2 separate regions of the Mus musculus genome follow, and region 1 is linked to region 2. The links are chromatin loops, found by intact Hi-C in ENCODE. Cell type or tissue: heart. All regions are shown on one strand. Links, peaks and the distances in the headings refer to the core of each region. The heading gives the core; the rest is flanking DNA. Region 1 holds the start of Zdhhc9 (zinc finger, DHHC domain containing 9). Region 2 overlaps Xpnpep2 (X-prolyl aminopeptidase (aminopeptidase P) 2, membrane-bound).

The links. Hi-C counts contacts between places; a loop is a spot of excess contacts. Peaks named below come from ENCODE experiments on the same cell type or tissue, not always from the same donor. Only the 100,000 strongest peaks of a DNase experiment are listed, where the experiment ranks them.
Region 1: it touches region 2 in a loop (2.1-fold over the local background); 3 of 42 quality-filtered maps call a loop at or near these places.

The regions. Positions count from the first base shown.
Region 1 is chrX:48,202,691-48,213,618 of GRCm38, forward strand. It overlaps Zdhhc9 (zinc finger, DHHC domain containing 9), which reads right to left and starts at 6,012. Exons shown (of 10, transcript NM_172465.4): 1 at 5,790-6,012; 2 at 3,978-4,267. The coding sequence starts at 4,144. In heart, for the core only: no CTCF peak of the experiment used is centred there; a DNase peak (open chromatin) is centred at 6,051; H3K4me3 peaks cover 1,810 bases; H3K27ac peaks cover 1,290 bases; H3K27me3 peaks cover 229 bases.
Region 2 is chrX:48,118,670-48,129,597 of GRCm38, forward strand. It overlaps Xpnpep2 (X-prolyl aminopeptidase (aminopeptidase P) 2, membrane-bound), which reads left to right. Exons shown (of 21, transcript NM_133213.2): 8 at 3,132-3,233; 9 at 3,860-3,941; 10 at 4,219-4,414; 11 at 5,170-5,259; 12 at 5,947-6,056; 13 at 6,676-6,753; 14 at 8,200-8,271; 15 at 10,056-10,116. Among named protein-coding and RNA genes, the nearest start is that of Xpnpep2, 15 kb to the left of the region's middle. In heart, for the core only: a CTCF peak has its summit at 6,255; a DNase peak (open chromatin) is centred at 6,262; H3K4me3 peaks cover 502 bases; H3K27me3 peaks cover 1,910 bases.

The sequences.
Region 1 (10,928 bases), core at 3,344-8,343, 84 kb after region 2:
GCAGAGAACACCCAAACTGGGTGTGGTAACACAGATCAGGGTTGCCAATCCTCAGTGGGGCGGAAGGAAGCAAGGAACAGGAGCTCCAGGTTATCCTTAGCTACACAGAAAAGTCAAAGCCACCCCGAGCTACGTGAGACCCTAGCTCAAAAAAAAAAAAAATCAAAATAAGAATTCAGAAGTGTAAGGCATGTCACGTGATTATTAGGTACAATGAGAAGAGATACAGTTAAAGGAATTTGAAAAAGGAGGAAATATTGGGTGCGCTAGAACTAAGATAATTACTATGCAATATTATAAATCCTTTTTATAGTTTATTCAATTCAGTGACTTCTCTTCTAATATGCACATCAAAGAGCACCCATGGGGACCAATCTGACAAAAATTGGTCTGACAGCGCCTTGATACAATTTCCTCCATATACAGCACGCAGAGAGCACAAACACCAAGCATAGCAGCACACACTTCTGTGGAGGGGTCAAGGGTCATACAGCCCTGCTTGCCACATAAAATGTTTGGGGACTTTGATCCACTAGAAATCTGGTCGCAGAGTTAAAAGAGAACCCTAACAAGTTCACTCCAGAAGACAATGTGTTTGGTCCTTTCCTAAAGTCTACACTTCCTCGGGACACTGAGTTAAACCAAATATCACAAAAGCTTTTGAGTAGCTGGACAGTTCACAGATTGTCACAGTTATTGTGCTATAATGTTCCAACATAAGGATTCGAGCAGAAAGGCATATATCTCATTCGTTGGGTTGAAAGCTGAAACTGGCACCCACACACACACACTTTCTAATTACCCCAGCCCCAGAATTAATCAGAAAATACTTTGCCTTTAAGTGTTTCGCAATTTTCACTCCACTTTTAACTTTATATAGATTTACTACAAAGACAAGCACCTATTGGTAATCTGCACTCCCCTTTGGTGCCTTCAGGGCCCTTTCAGACAGACAGTTAGGTAGAATCTCAGACAGAGCTACCAGAGGATTAACAACTTCGCACAGACTGTCCACTCTGCGACAGCAATCTTGAGGGACAACCACCTAACTTCTAACGATTTGGTGCTAACTGCTCCCAAGCAAAAGGTCTTTTAGGTCATTTTATGGATCCAGCATCCAACCTGTCCACTGAAAATTGCAGATCACTTTGAAGACTCGAGATTTGGAAAGGCAAAAATCTCAAAACGCAAGGCTGGCACTTGCACTTGCACAATTTTCATGAAGGGGGCACCCACAGGACTGACCAGGCTGCTCAAGCCATCTGGCTGACCCGTGGTTATGCCAAACACAGCCCTAAATCTGCTCGCAATTTTTTTCCTAAGCACCTGCTGCCAACAGGACCGGGTTGATAAAAAGCACATCCAGATGTGTAGCGAGATTTGAACTATCTTCCTGGGAGGCAAAAATGTCAGCCAGATGATATGGAACCTAGGCTTACCGATAATTTGAGAATGAAAACAGACAGCAATCTGTGTATCCAAATATGCTCACTAGGGCTTCTTGGTCATTTGGCTAAGATCAAGTGTAGTGTCAAATGCTACTATCATCACTTGCCTGAAAATAGGGACTAAATCATTGATCTGGTTTCCTTAGGTCTCATTGCATCTTAATACTAACATTAGAGTCTTAACTGTGTCCTCCAAATCCTACCCTCTGCTATTTGACTCAGAATAAATTATTGACTAGTCAACAAGAAAAAAAAAACTCTATTCTTCACAGTTATGTTGCTGTGCCTTGTACAGCCTACCATTGGATAGGCACAAGGCAACCACCACTTTGATTATCTATTTGCCTGCATATGTGATACAGATAGACCAGGTATACACGTATACACACACACACACACCAGACTCCGCCTTACTTATTAAAAGCATTCATCACATGAAAGCATTCATTGCTAGAGTCCTCTCCTCTTTGGTCAGATTTACACTTCCCCATTCCACTCCTAAGCTAACACATTTACTTCCTTCTTCCCTCCCTTCCCCCAGCCTTTACTTTTGAAATATTTACTCTTTCAGACAGACAGCTGGAACTCGGGGCAGTTTTACAAACAACTTCACTCTTCATGGCAAAAAAAAAAAAAAACCCAAAACAAAAACCAACAACAACCCAAGGAGTAATTTCGAAACGGGAATCATCTCAGAAGAAAACTTATCACGCCCCTGTTGAACAGTAATTTAGCTAATTAGACGCTTCATCCCATGGGCAGTTTTCTTCAGAGGCCTTCAGGGGCCTAAGTGGAACAGATCCAAGTCACAGTCTCTTTAAGCCTTCCAGGTACAGGAAAAAAAAAAAAAGGCCAAAAAAGCCACAGCTCTATACCCCATGTTTCTCTGACCAAAGCAGAGATTTTCTGGACCCAGAACTACCAACTCAGCCATAGCCTGGAAACAAGTCTCATCTCTGTCATGAGAAATTCCAATCATAAGCATCTAATGGCAGAGATAGATGGAACCAAAGGAACAAAAAAGACAGAAACTGACATCAGAATTCAATGTGTGCTCTCATCAAGAAGAAAAGCAGAAACGAAGCAGGAGAAACATGGAAAGTGGGAGCTGAAGGAAAGCAAACTGTTTTGTGTTATGCATAACCCTGCCTGGCTGGCTGCACATGCTCACTTGTACCACACGGAAGCACATGGTGCATGCACACACACACACACACACACACACACACTGAGCTATAAAACTCAGAATGAAAAGAGGTAAGAAGCCTTCAGCAACCTGCCTAACTTCACAGAAAACGTCCACAAAGTCAGAGGCAATAACAACAAAAGGACCTTTAGCTAAGAGTTCATTTGATCTTATTTTACCAGCGCTGTTATAGAGCATTATAACACTGTTCCCACTGCTGTTCCTCAAGCCAGCCGCAACCATAGAAAGGCTGGCAAAGTAGCCTCCAAATCACACTGAGATGCACAGCGAAAGCCTGGAGCCCTTAGAGAAAGGCAAAAGTGAGTCCCAGGGGGCTGCAGCTCCATTTGGTTGAGGAGCACCCCCTGGCATCTGCCAACCACACCCCAGGATGAGAAATCTGTTTCCAGGTCACCCATGGCAGGCTCACATCAGGTGTGGCCTCAGTAGACACACATACACCTCTTGTTTCCTCAAGGTCCTCCTTAATACAGTAATCCCAAAACAATTAGCACTGCTCCCATCCCTGGAGCCTGGAATCATTCTCTGCGTATGCAGTAATCATGCCACAGTACACAGTACACTAGACTCCAACTGGCCACCTCCCTGGAGCAGTGACCTACACAGGCTTCAAACAGTATCTCTAGTACTAGGTACAACATTGCATAAAAAAGTAACCCCAAAGCTAGCATCAGGCTTACACAGAACATTTATAATTTTTTTTATACTCAGTGGTTTTTTGTTTTGTTTTGTTTTTTTTTTTTTGAGACAGAGTTTCTCTATGTAGCCTTGGGATGCTGAGTGATTTTGGAAAGAAAGAACAACCCACATTTCAAAAGCACCTATATGGCGTTCCCACAGCTCCCTTGTGGTACAGCTGATGCTGGGACCAATCTTCAGGTTCTCAACTCAGTTTGGTTTTCAAATGAACAGCTAGGTAAGAACTAGGGCTTACAGAAATGGTACCCTGAATAGCAGATGAAGTGGATATTGGTGAGGGGTGTTATAACAACAAGGGTTACTCCCAGAGTTGGGAAGGGTTGAAAAGAAGTCATTTATCATTAAGTTACTGTCAGTGAAAGGACGTGAATTTTTATGACAAACTTTGTCAGGAATATCCCCACATCAGGACTATGAAATTGATATTAAAATTCTTGGCCTTTTTAGGAAGTGCATATTCTACTATAACCACAAAGTAGTGAATTCAATTAAACACAACCTATAGATATCGTTCAACAGAAGAGTAAAATCATGCAAGAACCACCACAAATGCCCAGGAGGTACTGTCATTCCTTGGACCCAAATTAACCATAAGGAGACAATTGTGTTCAATGAAAACTCACTCGAAGGCAAAGAAGAGTGTACATGTCCCCAGGATGAGGAAGAGGGTCAGGTAGAAGATGCCCTTTTGCCGGGCCATCATGACGCGGCCATCACAGCAGAAGGTGTTCCTGCCTGGGAGTTTCTCCCATTTCCGTGTCACCTTCTTTCTTACCACCATCACAGACATGATTACAGTTCCTGGTCCAAGATGGGCTTTGGGACTACTCGAGAGAAGATGCAGAGGCTGAGGTCAGCTTTAAAATCAGGTCGTCTACTAGTGTTGCCACTGGGTCAAACATTATCAAGAGCCCTAAGAAAAAGAAAGGGGTAAGGTGTTGAGACAAGAGTGACAAAATACAACTGAACCCTCATTTCCCAAAGACAGAAAGATGAGCACTGCTTGAAAGAGCAGGAAAGTTTGAAAATTTTATTTCTGATCTCTGTTTGGTCTCTAAGGAGGAAAACAAACAAACAAACAAACAAACCAGTTCTCCAGAGGGGGAGGGGACTGATATTTCTTAATCAATCCTGTTTCTAAACCCATGCTGGTGATTTTGATGAGCTATGATGATATGAGTCTTGGAAATAAGTAGGAATTCTGGAAGTAGCCACCCTTTGTACTTTCTACTGTACCACCATGTTCTTTAGTCACCTAAAGAAAGATATCTATAAAAATAATGTTTGTTGTTGTTGTTGTTGTCCTTTGTCCCTAAGTAGCCCTTCCCATACCTCCTCTACCTCTCCTTCTTTCTTCAATATTCAAATATTACTCACAGGAAGGAACAAGTAACCCTCTGGCTGGGGTAAGCTGTTCAGGGCATTCTGGAAGCATACACACATTGTATTTCCACAAAACAGATTTCCCCTAATCAAACCTTCTGTAACTTCTGGAGTCCGAAATGAAATCTTCTGGCTGGTCTAGTTTAACATTTGTGAGCCCACATCATATTGTAGATAAAAAGGCTTCCTTAAACAGGAGAGATCCTGGGATGGTTGGCAACTGATGCTGGGGTTGGGGGTGGCTGAGGGCGGTGGCAGCAGCTAAGAAAAGTCCCTTGGGGGCTTTCTAGGACATTTCACCAGTATCATAGCTCCATTCAGCATCCTGGATTTCCGGGCCTCGCCTTTCCCAGCCACTGTCATCCTCCTCTTCTCTCAGGTGCTGGGCTGTGTCCTCTACTTACTGGCACCACATGCCCCATGCTGGCAAGAATGAGGCGGAAGCCTGCAGCCCGATGAGCAAGAAACAACCAGCCAGAGAGCATTCCCGAGCTAGAGAGGGCAAAGGTCCAAAAGGGGACTAAGAGCCTAGCAACAAGATGGAAAGGTGTAAGGCTTGGGAAAGGGGAGGGGGCCCCAGAGGTGCAAAGATCACTTCCTTTGTGTAAAACTAACCTGGAAAACAATCTCCCCCCTCCCCCCGCCTCCATAAACTGACCCAGCAGAAGAACACAGACTAGGAAGGGGGACCCAACCTGGGAGAAGGAAAATTAAAATCCGTCAGAAAGCAGCGACCTGGTTCAGCAGCTTAGCGCCAGAAGCCAGGGCTGTGCAGCGGGCTCGTCCTCAGGAGGCCCGCCCTGCCTCCGCCACGCAGCCGACCACCGCCCCAGGCTGGCTGGGACGCGCGCCACATCCACACGCACACGCGTCCACACGCTCGTACACACTCACACACGCCCCGCCACGTGTAGTCACCCCCGGCCAGGGGCTCCGTGGCTGGCGAGCTGAGCAGGGCGGTGCCAACGTCCCTGGGTCCCGGCGGAGCTGAAGGGGGATGCAGCCCTCCAGAGAGCCGAGCCCCGGAGACCCCCACCCCCACCCCTTGTTACCTGAACAAGGGACACTGAACTCGGCCGGCAACTGGGGGCAGAAAGTGCACACTGTCCCGGGGGATCTCGTCAGCAGCCAGAGGTGGTAGCGACTTCTCCCTGACAGGGAGGGTGCCTCCTCCTGACAAGGGGCCCCAATAGTCGGGGCCCTAAACCAGCTGTGGCAACCGCCCACCGCTGGCGGAATGGAACGCTCCTCACGTCACCAGGTCGCTCCAGTAGTTGCTCGTCCTCCATTGGCTAAACGATCACAATGTCTCCATCCCGCCCCCAACGCGTACTACCATTGGCTACTTCGAACGTCACTCCAGAATCCCTCCGCCCACTCCCCCCACCCATCTCCTTGCTACAAGCCCACCTGCCAAGCTCCAGCCAGCTTCTCTCTGGGGTCTGAGCACCAGGACGCGAAGTGTTCTCGTCTATTAATATAGTTACGCAAAAGCGGAGGCGTAAGGTGGTGTGGACCGGACAAGGGAGGAGCCAAGAGCAGCCTCCCCACAAACACACTGAAGCAACACTAGCTCACAAATCCGGACTCTAACCCTGAATTCCGTCTTACCCTGGGCCTCTCCACTGCCGTTTGCCTTTAAATTGACCAAGGTCTGTTCGTGGGCATCTTAACGTTACATTCTCTGCCGCCTAAGTCCCATTCAGAAGCCTCGGACTCCCACGCAATCTCGAGGGCTTTCAGAACAGAAAAAGAATATGAAAAGAGATAACCATATCTGAGAATGTCATTTTGTGATATTGAAAACAAGTCATTGACATTAAGGAAGTTGGAGGAACTCCACTGAGACAACATAAATATTTCCAGGTAGATAATGATGCAAAGATTGCCAAAAGGTAGTTAATTTCTATTTTCTATTAGAATTTGAGATCTTGTTGGGTGTGGTGAAGCTAAGGCAAGAAGATTTGAAGCCACCCTGGTCTGACATTTGAGTTCCATGCCAGCCAGGGCTACATAGAAAGATCCTGGTTCAAATGCACAAAACAAAAGAACTGGAGATATTATGATAACAAAGGGAGGGGCATCCAAGGCAGAATTTTCATACATCAACCAGATTGATTCTTTCCTTCTGGTGCCTCCTGGCAGTTAGTTACTGTTACTGAGCCTCTGCTATCAACGGCTAGTAACACCATTTAGAAAATTGAGACTGGAGTGGGGAAAACAGTTGAGAATCACACTATTATATTATATTATATTATATTATATTATATTATATTATAGGGTGGATGTTACAAGGCACCAGATCTGTTTCCACCAGTATGACTGGTTCTTACCTTCCAAATAATATGAGGGATGTTTAAAAGTGACCTCTCCTTACCTACCACACTATGTTATCAACCCAGGTTTCCTAGAGCTTGACCAAAGTTTTCCTAGGGTTTCCAATAATAGTTGGAATTAGTTCAGAAGTGACTGCCAATGCTCTCCCAAAGGCAGCTTTGTGGTAGTTTTAATGAGAGACCACATACATGGTCAAGAATTATTATTCTTGGGCTGGTGAGATGGCTCAGTGGGTAAGAGCACCCGATTGTTCTTCCGAAGGTCCAAAGTTCAAATCCCAGCAACCACATGGTGGCTCACAACCATCCGTAATGAGATCTGACGCCCTCTTCTGGAGTGTCTGAAGACAGCTACAGTGTACTTACATATAATAAATAAATAAATCTTTAAAAAAAAAAAAGAATTATTATTCTTTTATAGTATTTTGCTCCCATATAATATTAAAACAAAATTCTTTATAATGATTATTCTTAAAACATTTATGATATCTTTCCACCAAAAAATTTAAAGGAATTAAAAACCGTGACCCAATTGTCTTACAAGAGAAATGTGTTATAACTAATTTGTAGTTGAAAGTGTGTCTTCATAAAGCTCCCATTGTTCCTGAGTGCTCATGCTGACTATAATCATCGGGTTATTTCTTATGAAGCCTATGACCAGCATTATTGCCTCCAATTCCTGGAGGCTACCAGTATTAGTACACACTTGGCATGGAAAGGACAGGAATTTCTCATGGCCCTATCAGCTCTCTGAATTCCAAAGCCTGTGCACATGAGATGCCCTTAGGAATCGCATGCTCAGCCTGGCTGCCATTCTTGTGAGTGTAGAGCAATCAAAATGAAGTGACCAAAGCAAAACATGCTTTGATCACCGCTCAGATGCAGGTGAAGCCTAGGAAGTTCTGGAATGAGCATAACAGGGCAATGCATTCCTGAGCTCTGCCCTTCCCTGGCCTGGGTCACATTCCCTCTGGGATTAAGTAGTTTTGTAAATCAGGCTTGTTTTATTACAATTTGTTGCTAGTCTTGCTCACTACTGAAAGAAAATTCAAGAAATTCTATATGGATAAGCATTTCATAGCACATCTTCCTACACAATTAAATCATTTTACAAAAATCCTTTAATTCTTAATAAAAAACTATAGACTGCGAGTTGGTTTTCCTTTCCTCTTTTCTTTTTCTTCCCTTTGCTATTTTCCACAAACTTCCCTACTTTATGCATCCAAATCCTTGTTAGGTCTTTTGAAGGGAAGGTGCACTAGAAACACCACTAGCATCCAAGGAGCACTAGAAACACCACTAGAATCTAGGGGCAGCCTTCCATTTTATAAGACAGCTCATGGCTTAGTGATGTATGTTCTGGCATGCTATTTTTTAAAGGATTTGTCTTCATGTTTATGGCATGTGTGTGCGTTTGTGCATGCATGTATAAGTGTAAGGTAATATTGAATGGGTTAAGATCCCAAATGCCACTACTGGATCGGACACTGCCTGTCAATGTCATTCCAGAATCACAGCCAAGAACAGACATGTCAAATTAGACCCTAGGTCACATTTGACCTCATGGTGGCTCCATTTTTCTCTCTACCCTTAACACTCACACCCAACCCAATGCACACGTGCCTCTTCTCACCCCACTTGCCTGACTTACATTCCCCTCCCTACTCTCTGGCTATAAATAAATAAGAGTAAACAAAGCATGAATGTCCTGCCCACACAAGATGAACTACAGCTCCTAAGCAAGATCTGAGTCTGTGGGACCTGGAATGATAAGAAGGATGAGGTTCTGTAGAGAAAATACATAAGTCTTATTTATGACCAGGCAGAACCAGGTTCAAATTTGGGCTACTTAATATCTGAGGTAACTGTTGGCAAGCAATTTATGTATTCTGTGCTTATTTTCTCATATGTAAAACAGAGCTACTACAGATAGCCCTCCATATCACACAACAATAGACTTTTAAAGTTTCAGAAAAAAAATAATACCTCTACTGAACATGTGGACACTTTTTCTTGTCCTAGTCTCAGACAGTTCAGAATAACATCATTTATATGCATCTACAGTGCAGTCAGTATCATAAGTAACCTGGATTTTAAATACATGGGAGTACTGCAAAGGCTATATGCAAGCACTACTCCATTCTCCACGAGATATTTGAGCATCCCTGCACTTTCAGATTCATGGGCATCCTAAGGACCAAATCACCTTTGGATAATGAGGAACAACTGTGTCTACTTCATAGAATTATAAAGGGTATTAGAGGTTATGTGTTCTAAATATTCAACGTATAGGAGAAACACAATCCATCTCCAAGTGTCACGGTCATGTATATGCAACCTGCCATCTCCTCACCCTCTTCTTTTAGTCATTTTGCTGAATAGAAGCAAAATGACTAAATTGAGATTGAAGAATGAGACCTGTACGTGGAACATGGTCTTCTAGCTGGGCTGCCTTGTCTGGCCTCAATTGGAGAGGAAGCACCTAGCCTCGAAAAGACTTGAAATGCCAGGCTCAGAGGATGCCCAGGGGACCCCTCCCCTCATCTGCTCAAAGGAGAAAAGGAGGGGGGATGAGGGAAGGGTTGTAGGAGCGGGTGACTGGGAGGGGGTTAATGAGCGAGATGTAAAGTGAATAAGTAAAAAATAATTAATTAATTAATTAATTAAAAATTTAAAAAGGTTCAGACAAAGCATTATGGAACAACAACAAATAAAAAAATCTCTAAAAATACTATTGAAAATAAAAGAATGAGATTCACTCTTTACTTGTTAGTCTCCATGACATCCATGTGCTACCATGTTCTCTTACTCTCTACATTCACCACTGAATTTAATTCTTATCTGACAGGCTGCTTGGTTTCCAAGTCCCTCACTTCACTCTAACTGGGTTAAGTTTGCCCAATAACCTTAGTCTAGTCAAACATTGTTCTTTAGCACCATCTTCTCCATGACTCCTGAGCACTGCTGTCATAGTCTCTATTTTAGCAGGTGAAAGAGAAATGGAAACTGCTTTCATTAAGCATCCTGCAGATTCACAGCACTATACTTAGCTTGTTGGCTCTTCTCTGAGTGTAAGCAGCACCATTAAAGATGTCCACACATGAAAGCCAAACATACAAAACAGCCAATAAAAACTGCCTAGGGTGTGCAAGAAAGTGTTCATCATAATGCAATTGAACGCCCATTTCAGAAACTGAACCTCACCCTGTGTTTCTCCTTTGCTTCTGTTGGTATTTTTTCTTTTTGTCACAGGCTCTTTCTGTGTGATCCAGGCTATACTTGAACTTTGGATTCTCTTGCTGCCTTAGCCCCTCAAATACCAGGATTATAGGACTACCCTACCATGCCCATCCTTCAAACCCGTGTTTCACCTCTGTCCCTGGTTGCTCATGCTGGTTCCCAATTTGTTTCCATCTCTGGACGGTGGCTTCCTGACTTTCCCTGGGACAGTTTTAGGTACCATCCTGGAACTTTCAACTCCCCCTAGTAGCATTAAACAGGAATCACAACAGCAAAATAGAGGTCGTTTGTTTCGGAGCTTCTCTGAGCCAGGAATTGTTCTAGGCCTTTGATACAGATAAGGTTCCCAGATTAGGCTCTAAACTTGTCCAAGTGAGAGCAATTGATACTGACTTGGCACATCCCTGGTCTCTGACTCTGTCCAGCCCTCTCATTCCTGGAGCTGACCTCAAAACATTATGTAGCCCACAAATATAAACTGGTTTACTAGTCATTCACTGGGTATGTATTGATCACCAACAGTTTGCCCGGCTTGTATTGAGCTCTATGGAAAATGCCAAAGAAGTGTATGGCATGATCCCAGCCTCCAGGAAACTTAAAATATTCTAAGGGAGA
Region 2 (10,928 bases), core at 3,614-8,613:
GAGTCCAAAGGTGCTCAGACTATATTTAGAAAATACTGAAAAAAAAAAAGCACTGTTAGGATTTGAAGAAAGATACAGTAGAAAAGGAGGGAACAAGAAAGTCAAAGAAAGTTGGAACAACAAAAACCCCTTTCTGTAAAAAGTTTTCCATTGTCCTTTTTTTTTGTGTCTGGATGTTTGTTTGGCCTGCATGGTGTCTGTGCAGTAAGGTGCATACAGTGCTTGAGGAGGCTACAAAAGGGCATCAGACTCCCCTGGGACTGGACTTACAGATGGGTGTGATTTGCCATGTGGGTGCTGGGGATCAAACCCACATCCTTCGGAATGGCAAGCAGTGCTTTTAACAGTTGAGCCATCTCTCCAGCTCACCCTGCTCTATCTCCCACTTCTTTAAAAATCTTTCTTAAAAGAACAAGCCCATGATCATAGTTGTTTATCTGGTAGTGGAAACTGCCGGAGCCATTCAGCTCTTCACTTCTGCTTCTACTCTAACGAAGGATTTAGATTTTTGGACAGAACTGACTTGGACAGAAGAAGTAGATGACTAAGTTCAGTGTCAGTCTGTGGCACAGAAGAGGGTTTTGGCTGGACCACAAAATAAGGTTAATTGACCCAGAAAAGTCTAGCATCTGTAACCAAGACCTCACTGGAATTATCTTAGTCTGATATGAAAGTGCAGCTTGCATTATGATTCTTGTAAGCAATAACTGAATTCTGACCAGGGCTAGGAGACCTATCATGAATCAGGGTCTTGGTCACTAACCTCCCTGGAAATTCTGAATGGGCCAATGGAGTTGCATTTCTTGTCACATTGAGCAATCTGAAAACCCCCTTTCCACACACAAATCCACATATTATTTCTGATTTAGAAAGGAGTGGAGAAAGTGAGAAGGAAATTTCAAAATTGTGGCTATGATGAAACAAGTAGAAACAGTGTCCAATTTTTTATCTGTCCCAGTGTAACTTGCAGAATCCTTCTTTGTGCACCTTGACTTAGTTTCTAAAGAGACTTGCAATCTATGAGTGTTTGATTGTAAATACCACTCATCTTATTCAGATATAAAGGCCTCCACTGTGCTAGGGAAGGGGAGGATAACATGGAAAAAAAGACTCTCAAGGATTGAGACAGAATTCACATGGATTTTGTCACTTCCCATAAGCTAGGAGATGCTGAGGAGTCATTAGTTTTCAAGGAAAAGACATTTGGGGTCAGAGCTTAGCCCAGAAGCCAAAGAACAGTGTTCAACTTCAAGATGCATAGATAAAAATGAATGTTCCTCTCCAGCCACGTCTAGATGTTAAAGGTGGTGTGAAAAGACAAAGGCAAGGTGTGGCTGGCACAGGAAATGTTAGCTACTCACGTGTCTGACCATTTGTGTGTGATTTTGTTTTCTCCAACTGGATCGTAGTTACACATCTTTCTTTTGGGGGTTCTAAGGTTTTGGGTGTTTTGACTTGTTTTGTTTCTGGGACAGGATCTCACTCTGTAGCCCAGGCTGACATTATACTTACTATATTGCCCAAACTGGCCTCAAGCCCACAGTGATCCGCCTGTTTCAGCCTCCCATAGAGGCATGGACCAACATACAAAGTAATACTTACGAATCGTAACCATAATTTTAAGTGGAAGAAGCCACAACTTGTATGATTCCATTTATATGAAACACCCAGACTTGGCAAATCCATAGAGACAGAAAGTAGATTAGTGATTTCCTGGGGCTGGAAGGAGAGGAAATGAGGAGGGACTCCTTAATGGGTACAAGGTTTCCTTTGGGGATGTTGAAAATGTTTTAGAATTAGATACTGGCAATGGTTGTGCAACACTGTGAGGATACTGAAAGCCAGCTGAATTGTGTTCTTTATGAAGGCTAAACTGTCTTGTTTTATCAGAATAAAATAAACTTTAAAAGTATATCATACCCAGAGCTTTTGGTTCTAGTTGAATAGTTTAACCCATTTGCATAAAGTTTCTTAATAGCATTAAGTTATCATTTCTGTATCTGGGCCCAAGTAGGAATCTTAATGCTTATGACATTCTGCCAATTTTTCCCCTAGCACTGTCTAGAGAGAGACTTTGAATGCCTTGCAGGAGGCAGAAAAGGAGATGAAAACTGAACTCATAGAACCAAGAAAGGAAAGTACTGGGCAAAGTTAAAGACCACTTAAAAGACTGAAAAACTTTAGCCAGGTGTGGTGGCGCACACCTTTAATCCCAGTACTTGGGAGGCAGAGGCAGGCAGATTTCTGAGTTCGAGGCCAGCCTGGTCTACAGAGTGAGTTCAGGACAGCCAGGGCTACACAGAGAAACCCTGTCTCAAACAAACAAAAACAAAAACAAACAAACAACAACAACAAAGACTTGAAAACTTTAAGAAGAAAGCTCAGTATTAGTGCAGATTCATAGTGTGGGCCAGCCCCATCACACATGGGTTCAAATCCCTGCTGCACCTCTTAAGCTATGAGACTCCGGGCAACTCACTTTACCTGTCTGAAGCCTCACTTTCCACATCTGTAAAATGGCACATGCAAGAATAAAAACAATGCACAAGAAGTGCTTAGTTCAATATCCATGGCTTATTGGGTGCTGGAATTACTGCTGGGCAAAGCTAAACACAAACCTGGTCCTCTTTCTCGTCCTTCTAGAGCAGCTCTTCTGTTCTTTCTATGTGTTTACTGACAGGTCAAAAAAAAAAGCAATATGAGTCTTAGCAAATGCCTTTCTACGGCTTTATAAACGTTGATCCATTTGATGTGAACCTATTGAGTTAAATACTACTGTTCCAACCCACCCTCATCTAACAGATGTGCAAAATGAGACATGAAGGTGTCATGTGATTTGCTCACCACCACATCCAATTACTTGACTGTGGTTGAAGGCCCATCTGGGTTAGGGGGCAAGTCATTAATAATGCAAGTCAGATCCCGTTTGATGATAGACTTCTACAGCTTTGGGAAATATAGAGGGATTGAGTAGTTCAGTCATAAAGTACTTGCCCAATGTTCAAGGCCATTGGCTCCACATCCTCCACCAGAAATAAAGGAAAACTACTATTCTTAGGGAGTTTCCCCGAATCCCTATGCCAAAGACGAGGTATGTCACTTATACTTTCTTTGGGTTCCTTTGCTTCTAGGGAGCACTTGGCAGGAAAAAGTATCCGCTGTCCGAAGCTATATGGAGCACCATGCCAAGACTCCAACTGGGGTCCTTCTATCTGCACTTGATGAGACAGCCTGTGAGTGGGGATTTTTGAACATGGGTCAGTCTGGTAGTCCCAAGCTTCCTGGACCTTGCAACATACAGCTTTTCCTAAAACAACAACATATTCACCAGCTCCTACGAGCTCCCAAGATCATAGTCTGTGGAAACTCAGAGGGGAAGAGAGCAGCTGTTTGGGGCTATAGAACAAGGAAGCCAGGGAGCTCCAAGCAAGTGGGTAAGCCCACAGGCCACCTGAGAAATGTACTGGCCAGAGTGATAGGGTAATTATGTCTTCTTAGGAGGAAGAAGGCCCACAAAGCCACCAGCAGCCCTGGCTGTCATCCAGGACAGCTTTGATATCCAGAGTAACCCTATTCTGTCCCCACATGGCTGAGGGCTTTCTGTCCAATCCCTATGGCTGAACTTCAGACATTTAGAGAATGTACCCATACTGAGTGCTAAATGTCACCTATCTCTATTTTGGGTGGGGGGGATATCTATACCTCTCTTCAGCATCTCCATGATCTCCAAGATTAAGAAGCATTCAGAGGCTGCTGTCAGTAATAATCTTAAAGCCAAACTAAACAGTGGAACATAGGTGTTATAAATGATGGCCCCCATTCAGAACGGCCTCCAACAATCCCATCAATTCTTTTCCAGGGCTCTTCAACCTTCGTAGCAGTGACATCCCCTATAACCCCTTCTTCTACTCCTATGCACTGCTCACGAACTCCTCCATCAGGTACAGCTTCTCCTTAGCTTACTGTTGTGAGTTTCCTCTCCTACCCTATCCTATACCACTGATGTCACAGCCTTCAGAGTACTCATAAATTTGGGTGCCCACCACTAGATGACCCCTTGACTTCTGGTCCCAGTGAACCCAAGTCTAATCCCCTGGTTCTCTATGTTGGCTTCCTGTGACCCTTTGGAATCAAAAGACTGGTATATACCTCCAATTCCATGTGTTCTCCTTAGTAGGCAAGCACTCAGGACCCTCCTGGTCTTCCCTCTCCATATAGGTTGTTTGTCAACAAGAGTCGCTTTAGCCTTGAGACCTTGCAGTACCTGAATACAAACTGCACATTACCCATGTGTGTGCAACTTGAGGACTACAGTCAAGTTCGTGACAGTGTGAAGGCCTATGCCTCAGGCGATGTGAAAATCTTAATTGGGGTCAGCTATACCACCTATGGGGTCTATGAAGTGATACCCAAGGTAGGTTTGCCAGTCACTGGCCTCCTTCTGCTCCAGGCATAACAACTGACAAAATGGGACCCCTCCTCTATTGGGCCAACTTGTCAGGCAGCTAATGTACACTGTGTACCCGTGTAGACCTCATTGATGGGAGACTGAGGAGAAGGAGGAAGAAGAGGAGAAGGAGGAAGAGGAGGAGGAGGAGGCAGCAGGGGTGTCTGTCCACGGGGCCTGTGGGCAACTTTTTTGAGGAAACTAGACAAAATATAGCCTGGTCTAGAAGAAGCTTTAGAACCATCTGAACCCGATTCTGATCTGAGCTCTTTTTCTAAAGGGTCGTGCAGTGACCTTGGACAAGTAGCTCAGTCAGTCTAGATCTCTGTTTCTTTAAAATGGTAATGAAGTTGAACACTTACAGGAGTGTTGCAGACTTCAAGGATATAGCACTTGTGAAGTCTGTTGGCTGACAAAGTATATGCCTGGGGGCTGGTAACCTCTCTGATATGTATAAGAAACTTTGACTGCTAGAACAACCTGTGGACTCTAGCATGCCAGGCCTGACTGCTGGTACCAGGACAGTGCTCACCAAGGAAACCCATAGGCAGAAAAGTAGGAAAGTCCTGCCTATCCAGAAAATAGCCAAAGGAGAGGGCCTGGTCAAAGAGATCAGCAAGTCTTACAGTCTCGCCCCAGTGGGACTTGCTCTATGTCCTTTGTAAGCACTGCTTATCTTGGACAGTGCATCTAGTGCATCTTTCGGTCCCTGTTCTCAACAGGAGAAACTCGTGACAGACACCTACTCCCCAGTGATGTTAATCAAGGCTGTGAAGAACAGCAAGGAGCAGGCCCTTTTGAAGAGCAGCCACGTAAGTCCATATGGCCCTTTGGGAGGTCTGCTTCATGGGTTAGCCTCCTAGACAGAAAATGCTTAAGGAAGACTCTAAAAAAAAAAAGCAAGAAACAACAAATATCTCTATATTTATATAGATATGTAGATATCACATGTGGTGATTGCATTGCTTTGAACACTGCCTGTATTAAATAAGTGTTAGATGTAACAATTTCCTGCCTGGCAAGAGGATGACTCACTTTTTAGACATTAGGATAAAATATTTTTTTCTTAAAAAAATAATAATAACATACACTACAGAACAGAAAATATCCTAAGATTCCCTGTCACCATTACCCAGCTTCAATAATCAAGTCTTGCCCAAAGCTGTTTCATCTGTAACACCACCCACACCCCACCCACACCCCCGAGCATGACCCTCCTGTCCCACCCCTTGCTGCTGGATTATTTTAAAGCGTATCCCACATATTCTATCATTTCAACTGTCACTGCTTCAGTGAGTATTTCTAAAGATAAGAAGGCTTTTAAAAACATGAGCACACTCTGATTAGATATAAACATTAATGAGAATCCTTTTGCTATCCAGTAGCCAGTAAAATTGTCATGTTTTTAAAGCACTCAGTTGCAGGGCAGCTATCTGATCGTCTTCCCTAAGCGAGGAGGCTGCCATTTCGGCCAGCCTTAGTCACTCTTCCGGCTTCAGGTGCGGGACGCTGTGGCTGTGATCCAGTACTTGGTCTGGTTGGAGAAGAACGTGCCCAAAGGCACGGTGGATGAGTTTTCTGGGGCAGAATACATTGATGAGTTACGACGGTACTGGACTTATTATCTTTTGGTGCGGGGGTGGGGAAGTGAGGAGTAATTAGTCCCCTTAGGAAGAATAAAGATCATGCTTGTATTTGGAAGTGAGATTGACAGGTTCGTGGGTGGTCTGGGAGCGGTGCTTGGGGTGTTGGAGGATATTCTCCAGCCCTGCTGAAAGTGGGGACAACCCAACAGCACCCCCTAGCGAACGCCTCAGACACAGCTCCTTCTCCCTGGGAAAGGCCTGCTTAGGCCAGGGGGCCCCTGGGACTCTTAGGAGCTTCCAGTAGAAAGAAGGCTTCTTGAGGCAGCTTGCATAGCATCTATGTTTGAGGTGCAAGACATAGCACATGGGTGGGATGTTTCTCAGATACAGGGAATTGCCTTTCTTCTCTCCCGTAAGGAAAGTAGAGGCAAAGGTCAAGAATTGGTGTCCATAATCTATCCTTCTCTGTGCATGAGTGTTCTCTGTATATGTGACAGGACAAAGCTGGCAGAGGTGGGGCAGGGAGAGGTAAATGGAGTCAGGTTGGGGTGAAGGCAGCTGGGCATTTGCTGTGCGACATATCCTAGTCACAGCCTAGTCCGTGCGCCATTCTCTGCCCATTCCTTACCTTGCCTTGCCTAGGAATGAAAACTTCTCCTCTGGACCCAGTTTTGAAACCATCTCTGCTAGTGGCCTGAATGCCGCCCTGGCCCATTACAGGTACTTCAGAACAAAGAAGTTTCTACAGTGCTTGTGACCAGGGGTCATGGTTGTGAGTAGAGGGGACCTGGGTTGGGAAGGGAATGTTCTGAGCTTTGAGTCAACATTTAAGGTTTGGGGCCTTCAGGACTGTGGGTAGTCAAGGGAGGGACTCCTTTGCCATTCGAAATCTCCTTGAAATTAATAGGTCTGAGAATGGCTTTTGTTCCCAAAAAGCAGGGATTTGGGGAGTGCTTGAGTGCTTCTGGGGTCTTTAGGGTTCAAGGAAAGCACAGTTTCTGTTAGAAACTCTTTCTGTGAAATTTTTATGGTTGTTTTTTTTTTCAGAAATAGTTTTATTGACTTGGGTTTTTGTTTTTGTTTTGTTTTTCGTTTTTTTGTTTTTTTTTTTTTTTTGGTTGGTGGTTTTTTGGAGGGTTTTGTTGTTGGTAGTGGTGGTGGTGTTTGTTTTTGTTTTTGTTTTTGAGACAATGTTTCATGTAGCCCAGGCTAGTCTCAAACTCATTACATAGTCAAGATTGGGTTTCCTAATCTTCCTGACTAAGGTTTCTTAAGTGCTGGGATTAAATGTGTGCACCACCACAGCTAGCTTGAGATGGGGTTTGCTTCATAACTCAGTCAGGCTAGCAATTTGTGATTTCAGGCATGAGTACAATCACACAAAACCCCACAGAGAAAAGGCCTGTCTATTCAGCTTCTGTCAACTATAGTGAGTGCAAAATATAAGATAGTCAAATACTTGGTCTCACAGAAAACAAACCATGGTAGGCCTGCCTGATAAAATTTGGAGGACCAAATTAACCAAATGCATCAAGTTGGCCTGGACTTGACAAAAGAGGAGTCAGAGGCCCTCCAGAGAAAGACCTGGCATGTCTAAGAGTTCGCCCTCCCTGACCCCTCCCCAACCCTTGCCCATGGAAGCTCGAGAGTGGTAGAGCTGATATACCTTAGTCCCCTAAAATATTGTTGTCCAGTCCTATTTTTAAAGTCCCCTCTCTTCCTATGCACTAGCTCCTTGGGGCCCTCTTGGATGTATCAAGAACTTACAGAGAAAGAGAGTTCAGGCCCAGAACCTCTTTGCTTTGCTGTGTACCTCGTGCAAGCCTCTTGCCTCTGTGGGTTTGTTCTTATTCGAGGAGAGATGGCCAAACCAAGTAGCCTCTGAAACTCTTAGCTCCTCTTTCCAAGGACCAAGGTCCTGCTTAGCCATATGCAGGATAAACAGAAGTGTACTAAGACAGCAGCTGCAGCTGCTGTCAGAGCCAAGTGCTTCCCAGGATTGGCAGATGTGTACAGATGATTTCCCCAGAGCAGAGAGCCTGGAAGGCTAGCCCCCAAGTAAAGGGAGTTCTTCGGTTTCTCCTTAGCCCCTGTCCTCAGCTCCACCCTGTTTGCCCAGTGCAGGGTTCGGAGTCTCTCCTCTCAGTATTTGTTTTTCATTCCTAGCCCAACAAAAGAGCTGCACCGTAAGCTGTCCTCAGATGAGATGTACCTGGTGGATTCTGGGGGGCAATACTGGTATGTATACCCACCCCACTGTGCCTTGGCCTAGCTCTCAGCTCAGGCATTCTGGGTTTCCTGAGGCTGGCTGAAGCTGGCTTTCCTGAGTCATAGGTCTTCATTTGATTAAAGCAGGGAACTGTATTGAATAAGCCCTGAGCAGCCTTCTCGTGTTCCCATTGTGGGCATCTGCACAGTAGAAAACACACAGAGGTTAGAATAATAGGGGCACTCATGCAGCACCTGGGTGAGAATTAGGAAAAGACTGGACTTGTTTAAGGAATTTTTTTCAAGTCTGCAAATTATTTACACAGATCTGCCTGGCCGCACAAACGTGAGCACCTATATCCTCCCCCACTCAAGCAAGCCCTAGACACAGCCCACATCAGAGTCGTTAAACCCAGCTCATTCCCTGTGGCAAGATGAGTGACCACGTAAGGTTGGAGATGGAGGCAGATAAAAGACGAAGCCCTTTAGAAGTGATTCTTTTGTACAGTGTTAACCTACACAGTTCCAGTGTGACAATCATGCCTAATGAGCTAACCATATTCCTTTGAAATGTGTGGCTAATCATTCGCAGTTTTATTGGGTTTCCCAACTTCTATCCCGTGGAACGCACCAAGGACAGAGGCTCTTGTTCATAGCACACCTGTTGGGGAGCCAGCTTGCCATGTGCTCAGTTTAGCAGCCTGTACTTCTCACTAGATTGATGCTGTGTGAACTTGAGATGGCTGTAAAGAGGAAGTACATTTGTGGAGGCGTGTTGGGTTGGGGCATGCTTAGAAGAGGGTGAGGTAGGGAAATAGTCACCTCACTTCCTCTTCTCTCCCGAGGAAGAAGTTCTCCATGCCCCATGACCTACTGTCAAGAAGCCCCAGAGTCCTGGGACCCTTTTTCCATGCCTCCCCCATGGGATGGGTATGCTCTGTGCCTGTCTGGGGGAACCACTACAGCTAATGATTGTGAGTTGGACCTGGTGGCTCTGGCTTCACTTTCATGGAATTCCAAGCCATGCCCATAGCCAAGAGCATCTTATGCGGAGTCAGCATTTTCTCTAGCCTGGCTTTAACCAAATCTTGGGGAAGGAGACAACCTCACAGCCTAATGGCTTCAGTGGCCTCATCTTTAATAAGGAAGCCTGCTCTGCTGCCCTCTGTGGGGAGATGCAGAAGTGTCCTATAAATAGTAAAGGGCTATGACTGTGGAAAGGTTAGGATATTGTCATCGTTCTCAACCTCAGTCTTCCCATCTGTAATTTATTGAGATAAATAGATAGATAGATAGATAGATAGATAGACAGACAGACAGACAGATAGACAGAGATAGGCAATGCCCTGAACATAGTGACTTTTACCTTAAGAACTCTACTAAGTCTCTTTGTTACGTGGATGCTGAGATATGATTCTAATGGTGGTACCTATCCTCTATCCCCCTCCCATCCATCAACCTTTCTTTCTTTCTTTCTTTCTTTCTTTCTTTCTTTCTTTCTTTCTTTCTTTCTTTCTTTCTTTCTTTCTTTCTCTCTTCCTTTCCCTCTTCCTGACACGATCTCACTGTGTAGCCCAGACTGGCATTGCCATCACAATCTTCCTAACTAATTCTCCTGCATACCAAGATTACAGGCCTGCACCACCATGCCCAGTTCTCTCTCTTCCTTTTGCCCTTCCACATGTCCTATTCCAGCCCAGTCACTCAAAGCCCAGTAGAAACAAACAATAGAAAATACACAGGAAGACCATGGCCCTGGGCCCTCCACCCAAGTCCTCAGCAGAATTAGATGTATTAGTTCTCTCTCTCCACAGGGATGGGACCACAGATATCACCAGAACAGTACATTGGGGCACTCCTACTGCCTTCCAAAAGGTAAGTGCTGGACCCTAATTTTTCCCTTCAGTTTACTCCAAGTGATCACCTCATCAAGAGCCCTTTCAAATTGACAGGAGTAAAACCGAGGCCCAGAGAAGTGATTTAGTTTGCCCAAGGTCAAACAAAAAGTACCAGGAAAGCCAATGCAAAATCGGGCCTCCACCAAGACCTCAGGCCATGTGCATCCTCTTGTCATGTCCGTGTATGAATGTACAGATATTGGCCATCTGGATGGTTAGCCTGTGCTCTGCAAAAGGGAGGGAAAACTCTTTTTAGCGGAGAAAAACAGCACAGGGCATCTGAGATCCGAAAGAACTAGAGCTGGTCTAAAAACAGGGAGGTCTGCGCAGCTGGAGTGGAACCAAGGACACTGGCGGGGTGCTGAGTGGACCAAGGAGCTGCTAAGATGCAGCCAGCAGACCAGGAACACAGAACGGGGAGCCCTGTTGTGCAGGCCTCCAGGAACTCATAGACTAGCCTGTTGAGGAGTCTGTTTCCCCAGGGCCCCAAATGGCAAGCCAGTGCAGGAGTATGGGGAAATGATATGACCACATGGCCACTAGCAGTGACCAGAACAGGTCACCACTGCCCATCTCTCTCTCCCCCAACAGGAAACAGGCTCTGCCACATGATCAGACCCAACCCACACTTCAGACCTTAAGGAAAGCTAAAGGAAGTTGCTAAGGCATGGTAGCACATACTGGGGCAGTTAAGACAGGAAACTTTTACTGTTCAAAGCCAACCTTGGCCACATAGCAAACTGCAAGCCTACCTGTGAGGAATATAGGAGTAAGCAGGCTACCTCTGCC